Regions from separate parts of the Homo sapiens genome. Here region 1 is linked to region 2. Evidence: read pairs that join two places in POLR2A ChIA-PET (ENCODE). Cell type or tissue: K562. All regions are shown on one strand. Each heading gives the region's core, and the rest is flanking DNA. Links, peaks and the distances in the headings are about the cores only.

The links. ChIA-PET counts read pairs that join two places held together with the same protein. Peaks named below come from ENCODE experiments on the same cell type or tissue, not always from the same donor. Only the 100,000 strongest peaks of a DNase experiment are listed, where the experiment ranks them.
Region 1: POLR2A ChIA-PET joins it to region 2 with 5 read pairs; 2 of 35 experiments call an interaction of 5 or more read pairs at or near these places.

What each region holds. Positions count from the first base shown.
Region 1 is chr9:136,252,579-136,258,123 of GRCh38, forward strand. It overlaps CCDC187 (coiled-coil domain containing 187), which reads right to left. Exons shown (of 26, transcript NM_001378188.1): 23 at 4,127-4,263; 24 at 3,633-3,745; 25 at 3,079-3,155; 26 at 1-2,556. The coding sequence ends at 1,016. Among named protein-coding and RNA genes, the nearest start is that of QSOX2, 9.5 kb to the left of the region's middle. In K562, for the core only: CTCF peaks have their summits at 1,876 (motif pointing left) and 3,745 (motif pointing left); DNase peaks (open chromatin) are centred at 1,874, 2,435, 2,773 and 3,743; H3K27me3 peaks cover 933 bases.
Region 2 is chr9:135,986,723-135,994,500 of GRCh38, forward strand. No RefSeq gene overlaps it. Among named protein-coding and RNA genes, the nearest start is that of UBAC1, 29 kb to the left of the region's middle. RefSeq lists enhancers at 2,848-3,526, 4,204-4,881, 5,559-6,236, 6,197-6,256, 6,237-6,914. In K562, for the core only: no CTCF peak of the experiment used is centred there; a DNase peak (open chromatin) is centred at 4,069.

The DNA.
Region 1 (5,545 bases), core at 1,546-5,545, 270 kb after region 2:
GGCCGGTCCACCCTGGGAAAGTCCAGGCCTCTAGGTTCTTACTCCCACGTGTGCATGTGTATGCCACACACAGCTCACAATGACATTGTGGACGCCTGTGCACCTCTGTAGTTCCAGAAAACACTCCCTAGGGGCTGCACCTGGGGGCCTGTGTGGAGAGAGCTGCTAAGGAGTCACGCAGGACCCTCCTGGTGAGCCACGTGGAGACCAAGTCCACTGCCTGGTCTCTCTCCACACCTGGGAGATGGGTACAGCGGCCTGAGTCTGTCTCCAGGAGCGGCTTTCTGCCCAGTGAGCCCTCGGGCCTGGGTGGGTCCTCTACCTGGCAGCTCAGGCCTCCCTCAACGTCCTCACCAGCATGCTCAAGGGACCCAGACTTTCCACTGGCGGCCAAGGGCACTTGGCCTGGGAGAGAGGCTGCCGGGGCTGCCAACCAGGGACATGGAGGTGTGGCTGCCTGTGGGGGTGTGGCTGCCTTCCTGTTCTTACCCAGCATTTCTTTGGGGTCTTGGCCCCTGGTGGGGGTCTTGGCCAAGCAGGCTCGGCTGCCCAGGGACCCTGCCGCAGGTGAGGCAGTGTCCAGGAGCTCATCCAGACCCACTAAGAGCTGCCCCGCTACCCACCCCGGCTCTCTGCATGCCCAGAGCTCTGCGCTCCTTCCCAGGGCTCTCCCCGACTGCCCAAGACCTCCTCAAAGGCCACATCAGCCCAGAACCCTGTGCCCAAAACAGGAGCCCAGTCCGCCGATCATCACTTCCACGTCACCAGCTGCCAACAGCCCTGACAGACCTTCCCTGGCCACAGAGGCCACTCTGGATGGAGCTGGGGGCTGCACTGATGGCCCTGGGAGCCCTCCAGGGGCACTGCCTGACCCCTCACACGACGAGTGCCCTGGCCAGCTGACAGGTTCAGGCCACTGGCTGCCTCCGGCCTCATCCCCTGCTGCAGAACTGCATCTACCCAACTGGTCGTCAACGCTTCCACCCGGACCAGCCACCCCTGGGCAGAGCCCCAACTACTGGGTTCCCGCCGACCCCTGGGGCCCAGGAAACAGTCCCTCCGGCAGACTCTCCTCAGACAAGGAGGACAAATCCTGGGTGGTGATGGCGGTGTCCTCCTCAAGGGGCCCCGAGGGCGGGGAAGGGAAGGCATCCGAGCATGGGTTGGTGTCTTCACCATCACTCTGTGCTTGGGGAGTGGGAGGAGGTGGGGGTAGGGGGGCCTCCCTGTGGATGGAGGACGGGAGGTCGGCACTGCCGTAGGACAGCAACTCGTCCACGGGAGACAGGATCTCAGTCAAGACGTCACCGGCAAGTAGGGGACAGGCTTCCTCCAGGACAGTGGGGGCCCCATTCCCACCAGGCCCAGGCGCCCGGCTCTCAGCTACTGGAGGTGCCAGCCTGCCTGGGTCCCCAGGAGGAGCCTGCAGGGTCACCGGGGTCTCGGGCTCTGGCATGAGGTACGGGAGTTTGCTCTTGGTGGATGGGCTCGGGTCAGCATCCCGGGTTCCCTCCTGGTAGCCAGAAGTCTCTCCTCCTTTGCCGAAATCTGCCCCTTCACTCAAAGAGGTCCACGAAGGAAAGACCAGCAGTGAGTCCGAGTCACCGGCAGAAGAGATTTGCAGCGGGAACACCACACCGGCGGCCTCAGGGGGTGCCTGGAGGGCTTCTCCTGTGTCTGACACCCCCATCAGGCTCTCGCTGGTCCCAGAAGCTTCCAGCCCCTCCCCAGGCCATGGGGACGGAAGAGCCACCTGGGGCTCCATGCCGCTTCTGACACCCCCTTTCAGGCTCTCGCTGGTCCCAGAAGCTTCCCGCCCCTCCCCGGACCGTGGGGAGGGAGGAGCCACCTGGGGCTCCACGCCGCTTCCAAGGCCCAGTGAGCCACCTGCAGGCAGGGAGCTCCCCGAGGCTGGCTTGGCCCCGGTACAGGGTTCTGGCAGGTCCTCCTCGCAGTCCTCCTCCCAAACTTTGCTGGAGGCCTCTGACAGCTCTGACCCTGACCTTGGAGAGGGGATGTCTGGGAAAGGCAGTAGCCAGCCTGCCTTTGGGCTTTGCTCCGGCGCTGAAACTTCTGCCATGGCCGTGTCCAAGGAGGAGCCACGCAGGGGGCCGGCCCTGCGGCCCTGGGGCCTCTGCCAGGTCACCCATCCTCCACCCCCAGGAGCACTGCCTGGCCGAGGCTCACCCTGGTTTGACCGCCAGGACAAAGGCAGGCCAGCTTCCCCCGAGGAGTGTCGGGCAGAGAGCTCTCCAGGCCAGCTGAAACCTTCGTCTGGGGAGTCTTCAGCTTCCAAGCTGGGAAGAGAGCTGGAGCTCCCAGAAAGCTGGATCAGGGTAGCCGCTGCTTTCTGGAACTCCCAGAGAGAGGGACAGGACAGGCTGCTCACAGAGCCTGCTGGGGAGGTGTGGGATGACACCGTGGCTTCTTCCGAAGGCCCCCAGCAGGTTCCAGAAGCAGACTCAGAGCCTGGACCGCAGGAGGAGGTGGTGGGGAGAAGGGGACTGCCCTGGTGCAGGATTGGGGGCGCCGCCTCCTCAGGGACCACAGGAGCTGCTAAGAGAGGGGGCAATCAACAGTGGTCACCCTCTGCACCCTGGACCCCATGCATATCCCACGACCCCCAAAGCCAGGAGGTCAGAACAGAGAAACACCCTGAACAGAGGCAGGAAAAGCGTCGAGGGTGCCAGCGTGTTCGACCCTTGTGATTCCAACCCAGGGGTTCACCACGCCCACCCCCACCCACACGCAATGAGTCATGTCCAGGGGCCTTGCCGAGCCTCGGGCACCCGGCCTCATAGCACCACAGCTGTGGTTCAAGGACTGACTGGTTGGCTCTGCCTTGTTTTATTTTCATTAGGGATGTGGGTGGATCCAGACAGAGGATCCCTGACCGTCACTCACCTCCCCTGGCAACCCTGTGATGGGGAGGTGCGTGGGCAGAGCCCCCCAGCTAGGCAGTGGGGAAGGCAGGGGCTGCGTATTGTGGGGAGAAGCTGGCTCTGATGTAGAAATGGCTTGGGGGACCCTTAGTGGGGACTCGATGGCTGAAGGAGGGGCTGGGGGCTGGGGCATTACCTGGGGAGGCAGCGGCCTGGGCAGCCTCCAGCCAGGTGGAGGAGATGCCGGGGACCTCCTGCTGACAGGCCTCCGTCCTGCAAGCACATTCGTGGAGAACCCTGTGGGGATCCTGGTCCTCCTGGCCTCTTCCCCAGGGCCCACTGTCAGGGACCCCACCAGGCTCAGTCCACAGCTCACACTCGAAAAACATCCCAGCCAGTCCTCTGCCACCACCTGAGTGACCCTGAGGGCAAGGGCTCCCCGAGGGCTTGTCTTTGGGGGCATCCAGTCTCAATCCCACTGGATCAGGTGGCAGAGAGGGGGGTGGGGCTGCCACTCCCAGGGGGTTCGAAGCCGCTCTGCTGACCTTGGGCTGATTCATGGGTGACATTTTTATTTCCAAAAGTGGGTCAGACCCAGGAGGGCTCAGGGTGGGTGCAGGGCTGTGCCCCGGCAGCACAGGTGTGCCAGGAGAGAGTGAGGGTCCCCACAGCAGGGGGACAGGGGGTACCGGCTGAACCCGTCTCCGTGCCTCACGCTCCACCCCTGCTCCAGGGAGCTCAGCCCCACACCTCTGCTCCCCCGATCGCCAGCTCTCGGTTTCCTGGGACTCCTCCACGGGGCTCTCAGCAAAATCCAGCCCCGATTCCAAGCCCTCTTCGCTCATGCTGTCCTCAGCCACCTGCTGGAGAGACGTTGCAGAAATGACACTGTTGGGGTGTGGCCTCTGTCTCTGTCCACCTCCCGTAGCTGGATGGAGCCCCTGTGCTTCCAGCGACCACGGTAAAGGAACAAAGACCACTCAAAAGAGGGCTGTGGAGACCCCCACTTGCCAGATTCCCCTCCTCCCATTGGGCCCTGCCACCATGGAAAAAAAGTCTGTTTTTCTGCCCAGGTGTTGAGTCTTAGGGTGAGACCCAGAGAACTGGCAAACCTCAGAACTGAAGGCATCTGCTGGGAAGGGCCCTGGGGCACCCATGGGATGGACCAGGAGACCCCTCAGGGCCACACAGCAAGGCCGGGCCCCACACAGCCCACAGGAAGGGCACGGCCACACCCGACTCACGCTGGCTTCTTGTGGGCCACAAGGACCTTCTCTGCCGCAGGAGCGTCGGCTGCGTTCCCTGAAGCTCCCCACATGGCTGTCTGTTGGAGCCCGGGGCTTCCCTGCTAAGGAAGGGCCGGGCTTGGTCTGAGGGTCTCCTGGAGGGCAAAGGGACTGTCAGCACTGGTGGGGACAGAGGCAGGGAGCAGGAGCAGCTCCCAGGAATTCCGAAGCCACATAAAACAAATCTTAAAATTCAAAGTGGTGTACACCTTTCTACAGTGCTTGGTTAGTATGAGGGCGGAAACATACATGGTAGTTTGCTCCTAAAATGATCCTGTCATTGGACAGTTAGTGATCAAAGTCCCAGCCAAAAGTTTAGAGAAAATTCGTTTAGAATTCAGAGGCCGGCTGGGCGCAGTGGCTCACGCCTATAATCCCAGCACTCTGGGAGGCCGAGGCGGGCGGATCACAAGGTCAGGAGTTCGAGACCAGCCTGGCCAATGTAGTGAAACCCCGTCTCTACTAAAAATACAAAAATTAGGCGGGCATGGTGGCGGGGGCCTATAATTCCAGCTACTCAGGAGGCTGAGGCAAAAGAATTGCTTGAACCCGGGAGGCGGAGGTTGCAGTGAGCCAAGATCACGCTACTGTACTCCAGCTGGGGAGAGAGTGAGACTTTGTCTCAAAATTATAATAATAATAATAATAATAATAATAATAATTTAGAGGCCTCTTTCCCTCCCTTGGGGGAAACCTTTTGCCAGAGCTTGTTCTTCCCCCTCGGTGCCGTCCGACAGACACTGGTGTGAGGCAGGGGTGGTGCAGAGGGCCGGTGGGGGGCAGGCCTCGGACACAGCAAGGCCACCAGTGCACCGCCGGGGATCACAAAGGGGGACAAAGGGACGGGTGGGGCCACCGCAGAGCCCTCCCCAGGAGCACCAGGCCCCCCAGCATTGCACCTCCATCTCCCTAGACTTTCGTTCTGTGGGGTCAGGGGACTCTGAGAGCCAAGGCCACCTGGCTAAGGGAACCAGAGCTGTTTGTCTAAAGCCCAAGGAGGGGGAAGCTCCATCAGTGGGAACACCTGCCCTCTTGTCCGTGGCTCCGGGTGACCCCAGCGACCACAATGGGGCGTCACCCAGGGAGCCCCTGCAAGCGCAGTCTTTTGATCAGAGAGCGGCCGGCACCGCAGTCAGGCAGACTCAGGGTGAACCCTAGACCACGTGAGAACATAAGTCAGGCCTCAGGCTCCTCCTCTGCTGCGTGGGCATAACGAGTGAATCCACCTCCAGAGGCAACGAGGACCCATGGTGGGTGCAGGCGCCTGGCTGGCCCCCCGAACGGTGACAGCTGGTACACGTGGCCATGCGGCGAGGGAGGCTTCAGGCTGAGCAAGCTTCACGGTGGCCGCAGAAGCCTGAACAGCGCAGGCCCGGA
Region 2 (7,778 bases), core at 1,805-5,804:
CACCAACCCAGGCTTGATGGAGGCCCCGGCTGCATCTCTGACCCCTGACCCCTGACCCCAGCCTGCACCAAGCCCCACACGTGACTGGAATTTCGCCTGCACGTTCGGCCTGGTACTCACAGGAGGCTCCGAGCAGCCCACCCTTTCGGACAAGCTGGTCGGGGCCTCTGGTGGTCCAGCCCTCCACTGCCATTCCCGGGGGGCCTGGGCCCCTGCCCCTCCCCTGGCTGGAGACATGGGGGTGCAGCCCCTCTGTCCAGGCCCAGCAAGCCGGGATCCCATCCGGCCAGAGTCCACACTGCCTCTGCCAAGTACGTGACGGTTAATGTCATCACCGTGTGCACAGCCCTCTGTGTTACAGTGTGTAATATAAACTCAAAAATTAATTTTCTCACCTTCAAAAAGCGTCTTTAACTGCTCCTGAAAGGAAATATGGCTAAAACCATAATTTTAACGTCAATTCTTATTAGAAGGTCACGTTTGACCAAATTCTTTTGTTAGCTCATGACTTTGCATTTTCTCCTCCTTAGAAAAAAAATCTCCTTTATCTGCTTTAGCCCCGATTTTAAAAATGCCCAAAGGGGCTGGGTGCGGTGGCTCATGCCTGTAATCCCAGCACTTTGAGAGGCCGAGGTAGGTGGATCACCTGAGGTCAGGAGTTCAGGACCAGCCCGGCTAACATGACAAAACCCCATCTCTACTAAAAATACAAAAATTAGCTGGGTATGGTGGCATGCACCTGTAATCCCAGCTACTCGGGAAGCTGAGGCAGGAGAATCACTTGAACCTGGGAGGTAGAGGTTGCAGTGAGCTGATATTGCACCACTGCACTCCAGCGTGAGCAACAGAGAGAGACTCCATCTCAAAAAATAATAATAATAAAATAAATAAACAAATAAATAAATAAATAAATAAATATGCCCAAAGGAAAATTAAACAGTCCTATCCCTGCCCAGTCTTATGTCTGCAGGTGGCAAGCGTGGTTGCAGGATGACCTTGGGTCACTCTGGGATGTAAGGGTTTTCCAGACTCCACGCCGGGTTCTGACACTGGCCCCCGTGAGCTCGGGCCCGTGTGGTCACAGGCCAGTTGTCAGAGGATCCTTGGTCCCAAGGGAAACTGTGTGGCGTTGCAGAAGGGGGTGCCCCTCTTTCTGCTGTTGGGGACCACAAGCCAGAGTGGATCCCCTCCTCCAGTATGGGTCCCCCTGGGAGCCCACAGGATCCTGAGGCAGGACCCCTAGGTGATCTCTGCCATGAGCAGCCCCCGTCCTTGGCCCCCGCCCATCCTCTGGCCTCTGGGGCCGGGCGGAGCGCGGGGCGTTGGTGCAGGAGGGCTGGGGTTGCACATCCTCCAGGACCTGAGCATCTGCTGGATTTTTCTCAAATGATGAGCACGCCCCTCCCTGGGTGGGGAGTCTCCCTGGGTTGGGAGTGTGTGGCCAGCTTTGGGATTCCCAGAGTCCCTCAGAGCCTCAGGGGCTGCTCCCCGGGGACCCGACTCACAAGCCAGGTGTCACAGGAGGCGACTCCAGGGCACTGCTCGCTGGAAGCAGGTAGGGCCCAGACAGTCAAGAGGTGATGCAGGGACCAGCGAGGTGGCCCCACCCTCATAGTGCCCCGCCTGATGGGGCCCGCTTGGGCTGGGGGCTCCTGGAGACAGACTGGCAGGCTGCTGGCTCTACCATCGTTCAGCAGAACCTCATGCGTAAGAAGTAGGGGAAGGCATGGGATCATCATCCCCTCCTGATAGAGAAGCTGAGCCGCAAGTGGGACTCCTAAGAGGAGACGCCTGGAGACGCCTTTAGTCTTAATATGTTCCCGTGTGTGCATATGTGCACGTGTGTGTGTCTGTGTGCACAGGCGCGTTGGGGTACAAGAGTGAACACAGCACCCGGGAGCATTCCGCATCTGCTCACAGTCTCAGCCTGAGGCAGCCGGGCCAGGCTTGCTGGAAAACAAGCCCCGGGATCGGACCAAGCAGCTGCCCCTCCTCGCACTCTGCCTGGCAGCCCCCAAGGCAATGGGAGAGTCCCAGAGCCACCTCCAAGCCCCCAGAGTGTTTGGTAAGTAAGCGGAGGCCGAGGGTCCCCAGCCTGAGGCGTGGAGCTGGGCCCCTTCCTCTGGGCCCCTGGGGGAGGTGGGTGCACCGTGTTCCCCGGGCAGCTCTGTCCCGAAGGCTCGCAGGCCCCTCCCTTCAGCAGGTTGATTTTCAGTGCCCAGAGAACAACAAATCACTCTCTGACAATAATGGGGATGAACAGACACTTAATTATGAGGCCACGAGACAGCGCGATTATTAATTTTAAATTGTGCAACCCAGTCCTGAAGGCTGAGCCTGGAGTGCTATCCCAGGGGCTCACGGGAGCCTGGGAGCCTCAGGGCTGGCCGGAGCTCAGAGACTCGGCTGGGCACTGGACTTGGGGGACACAGGGCCCTGAGGCTAGGGGACTCCTGGGTGGCCCTGACCTCCCCCTCCCCACAGCAGAAGGCCCAGGGAGATGGCTCTGCAGAGCCTGGCGTGGTCTGGGCTGCAGTCTACCTCCACAGGTTGATGGGGGTGTGGGTGGGGCCAGGACTCTGGCCCCCCCAAGAGGCTGCTCTGCCAGCGTGCTCCAGGGCTGATGAGGGTGTGACTGCACCAGCTCCTCACATCCACTGGGGGCCAATTCTGGCAGAGTGGGCCCACGCGGGGGTGGCCGAACCCTTCCCAAAGCAGTGGCGGGGGGCTTTACTCTCTGCCTGGCTGAGGCCTAGGCCTACGACCACTCTCCTAGCCAGAGTAGGTGTCGATGCTCAGTGTCTGCTGGGCAAGGAGGGCACCTCAGAGGAGCTGCAGGGACCCTTGGAGGGAATCCCAAAGGCAGATAAGATCCCAGGTCCCTGGAGAGCCACGACCAGACACGCAGCATCAGCTCCCGTATAGAAGCTCAAGGTGGAAACCTTGGGCGCCAGTGCAGGGCTGACCTTGAAAGGTGATAGGGTGGCCGGTCCCCAAGGCTCGGTGACACTCATGTTCCTTTCTAGGGCTCCTCAACTCTTCCGAAATTTGCCATCTCCTAAAGTTCTTTAATCTCTAGCCACGGGGGTTCCGGATTTCCTCCGGGTCTACGGGGACTCAGGGACTGCAGAGGCAGCTGTGGGGGGTGGCATGGAGGACACAGCCCTGGACAGAATGGGGACACAACAGGGCCTGGAGCCCTGGGGGAGGCTGCAAGGCTGAGCGCATCCGGGGACAGACTCCCGGCTGACTCCTGTGGGAGGCCGGCGAGCAGCCCGGTGCCAGGCCAGGCAGCTTGTGCGACCGACTGCGCAGCAAGCTGTCGGTGCTGGTGGCACTTGGCAGGCGGCGGCGGGAAGGGGATGTTTGCAGACTGCCGGCGACAGCTTCCCGGCTGAAACCTCCCCGGTTAGACTACGCAGAAGTGAGCAGTGCCCGCGGGCGGGTCTTGGAGGAGCGAGAGGCAGCAGAGGGGCTGCTGGGGCTGTTGGGCCCTTCTGGGGGCCTCCCACCGGGCCTGCCCCCCCGCCCCCCGCTGTGGGCCTGGCCTGGGGCCTGGATCCAAGCCAGCACCCCCACACCCTGCAGGCTCCTGGATTCCGGTCTCTGGGGCAGTCATGATGGGCACCGGGGGAGAATTTGAGGGAGGGCTCAGTGGGGAGGGGGCCTCGGACCCCTGTGATGGGAGGCCCCTTCTCTGTCTGTTATCCCAGGTGCGCTGCAGGGCTGAGGTGGGCAGAACCCGCCCTGTCCGTTTTGGGTAAATTCCTTCCCCAGGAGCTGTGGGAGCATCTGCAGGCAGAGACGGGGCAGGCTTGCTGTGGTGGCGTTGCCATTTGTCACTGTTACTGTTTTTTAATTCAGGAAGCACATGCACAAAGCATGCATGGAGCTGCTTCGTGGAGCAGACGGCGCCCCCCGGGCACCTCAGAGGGTCACACAGGGAGCAGAGAGCCAGCCTTGCGGCCTCTGGCCTCTGCAGGTGCAGCAGCTCCCCGACCTGCCCTCCCCAGCCCTCCCCTCTCCACGCCCCCCTTTAACCCCTCCCCTCCTGCCCTTTCCCTCCCCTCTCCACGCCCCCCTTTAACCCCTCCCCTCCCGCCCTTTCCCTCCCCTCTCCCCTCCCCTCCCGCCCTTTCCCTCCCCTCTCCACACCCCTCTTTAACCCCTCACTTCCCGCCCTTTCCTTCCCCTCTCTCCCCATCTCTCCTCTCCTCTCCCCTGTCTTGAAGTCAGACAGTCACATCACAGCCCCATCCTGTTTGATATCCCCAAGAACCCAGAGATGCCGTGTGCAGACCCCTACCCTCCTCCCTCATCCTGCCATTTTCAGGGTGCCCCTATATGTGGGGCCCTCTCTGCCGTGTGCCTCTAGCTGGAGGCAGAGGCCCCAGCAGCTTCCCCAGGCTCCCCATGGCAGGGCACAGACCTCACCCCTGGGATCTACCTGGGGTAGAGGCAGGGCCACTGGCACCTCCCAGGGCTTGGGCCCAACCTCCCTGGTGGCCTGCGCCCGTGAGTCTGGCAGGGTCTGGCCATGCAGGTCCCTCTGTTCTGGGCGTTCTGGGCCTCCTTCTCCTGTCTCTCCCGTGATTCCATGGGCTGCCCACCGTTCCCTGAGAAAAGCAGGCAGAGGTGGCTCCTGCCACTGTCACCAGAAGCCAAGTTTTCAGGCCAGCACTGCCCTCCCCCTTTAGGAACCAGGAAATGGAGGCTCTGAGAGCCAGTGGCATCCAGCCCTTGGGCTGTGATGGGCAGGGGAGCAGGGGCAGCCTGATGCCCAACCCAGGGGGACGGCAGGGCAGACACAGTCCTGAGCCCCTGTGTGCAAAGTAAGTGGGGGACACCGATCTAAACATACGAGTTCAGGCCATGGTGGCTCACGCCTGTAATCCCAGCGCTTTGGGAGGCTGAGGTGGGCAGATTGCTTGAGCTCAGGTGTTCGAGACCAGCCCGGGAAACATAGTGAGACCCCCCATCTCTACCAAAAATTAAAAAAAAAAAATTGGCCAGGTGTGGTGGTGCACACTTGTGGTCTCAGCTACTTAGGAGGCTGAGGTGGGAGAATCGCTTGAGTCCCGGAGATGGAGATTGCAGTGAGCTGCACTGCACAAGCCACTGCACTCCAGCCTGGCGACAGAGTAAGACCGGTCTGGAAAAATAAAATACAAACACGGGTTCTTGGAAAACCAGGACGAGGGCTGTGAACAAGGACGTTGCTGGAGTTGTGAGTGCGCTGTCACGTGAACAAGAGGCACCACTCGCCCTGTCCGAAGAGGCTCCCTGCTGGGGCGGCCACGACAAAAGGGAAGGTGTTCTCGGCACAGGGGTCGGGGTGGCCAAGACCACATGGCAGAGACCCGGCAGAGGACCAGACAGGATGGAGCGGGGTCTGGCGGGGAACAGAGCTGGGGGTCTTGAGCAAGGGGAGACCCCATGGGGTAAGGGAAGCTCACCAGAAAAGAACAGAACACCCACCTAAGTTTCTATTTTAAATAAACAATGAATTTTTAAAATAGAAATATGCCCCCAAATTGGATGGGTCATACACTAGAGATTGATTTGTTGTTAGTATGAAATGAGAATTTCACTGGGTGTTAAGTATTCTTATGTATTCCCTCTGGCCACCCTACCCAGAGGGTGAGGGACAGACCCTTGGAGCTCAACTGGCCACAGGGAAGACCCCTGCCACGGCTCACCCCTGCCCTGGGGGTCCTGATGTTCCCACCTAGGGCAGCCACCTCCCTCTGGGATCTCCCGGCTCTTTCATCCCAAGGTCCTTTCTTGGAGGTGACAAAGAGGGGCAGAGGAAAGCGCTGAGCCTGGCCCCACGCCAGGGCCCCCTTCCTGGAGGAAGGCAGGGCTTTACCTTGGTTGGCCCGGCTCCCAGGTGGCAGGTGGCCCCTGGCTAGACGCTCTGAAGGCCCCTGACACTTCCAGCATCCCAGCCTCCTGCCCAGGCTAGGGGTGCTCCTGCCTTGCTGGGCACCTGCAGGGCCTTAGGCTAGGCACAGAGAGGCCATGCGGCTCCCGGGGCAGCCCAGCCCTCGGCCAGGCCACCCGCCTGCACTGAGGCCTCTCTGCTCCCCGGAGCGGATGATAAATGTCTGCCAAGCAGTGATTACAAACAGTGCAGCTGCCGGTTACAGGAACTGTGGCCGGGCGGGCGTGGCTCTGCCGGCAGTTGCGAGGGCTCAGGCTTCGTCCGGTGTGGAGACTTGACTGCCCCCCTTCTTTTTCTGGAGGGACAAAAAGACCAGATTTATCGTGGCCATAAGAAATCGTCTGAGCACTTAGCAGCTTCCCGCCCCTGGTTTGAGGGGAAGTTGGGGCTGTGGGGGCTGAGATGGGCTGGCCTGCGGGGAGTGGGGGCTGGCCAGCTCCCAGAATCCCCCTTCCCGAGGCTGCTCCACCCACCAGGAGCACAGGGAGGCTGCTGCTGGGGGAGGGGCTGTGGCCGGGAAGTGCCCCCGCCCCCTTTCCCCACTGCCCTCGCTCAGCGAGGCTTTTCTCCTGGGAGAGACGGAAGAAGCCCCGACCAGCCAGGACAGGCTGGGGATTTAGGCCTCAAGGTTGTCCTTGAGGCCCAGGATGTCCAGCGGCAGCAGGCTCCCCTCCCGGGCCAGCCTCTGCCCTGCAGATGGGTGTCCCCTCTCCCAGCCCGGTCCTGTAAGAGTGGCCTGGGCCACATGGCTTCTCCCCTCTGAGCCTTGGTTTCCTTTCCTGCAAAATGGACAAAACGGGTGGATTCCAGGGCATCTGCCAGGCCGCCGAGGACAGCTCCCGGCCGTGGGGGGCTCACCCCGCAGGAGCCACTGTGATGTCCTGCCCCTCACTGGCCTCCTGGGCCCTGAGGAAGGAACGGAGGGGCAGGCTCTGGAGCTTGAGGGTGTGGGCCTCGGGGGCTTTGGGTAGACAAGCTGCCACACGCCTTCAGTGGAAATCGCAGCCATCGGAGCTGTAGGTGATCAGACTCCAATATTCAAAATAATCGGCGGGCCTGAATTTCCATACAATAACTGTCTTATTAAATCTAAATTTAATGTGTATTTGGAATCCTTAATTTAAAGTGTTACTGCACCCACCATCTGCTCCACTCTCTAAATACAAAAGCAGCCAGCACATAACTCAGTGCGGCAGCGGAAAAGCGCGGTCCCGGGAGCGGCGCGCGCCACTACTGCTGCTGCGGGTCTGCCTGGCCTGGCCGGCTCTCCGAGGGCACCAGTGACCCAGGCACTGCAGAGCCAGGCGGGAGAGGTGTCTGCTCCTGACCCAGCCTTCAAGGCTGCAGGAGCTCTGTGGCTGCCTGGCCCTCCTCCCTTCCCGGTGGGGCTCTGGTAGGCCTGGGCTCTGAGCATCGCGCCTGGGTTCGGGCCATGCCGCTGCCTGCCCGCCCTTCCCTCTTGTGTCCTGGACACCCTGCAGAGCCTGCTCCTGGCCATCTCCAGCACGAAGACTTCCCCTGCTGCCCTGACCACTGCCCTCTGCCTCCTCCCTGATGTGACGGGAGCCGGGCCGCTAGGTGACCCCCTGGGGTTCCTTTCCTGTGAACTCACTGGTACCTATGGCTGTCTCTGCAGAGGCCACCCACCCTGGACCCTGGACTCTGAGCCGCCAGCCCTGGCCAAAACCACCCCTGGCTTGGAAGGGAGGGCAGGCGGCCCTGCCTGGGGCCAGAGTACCCAGGGACAGCCCCTCCTCCACCAGGGAGCCCCTGGCCTTGGGCCAGCCCCCGTCACCCCAGCTCCTCCCTGTGACCAATAACGTCCCATGGGTGG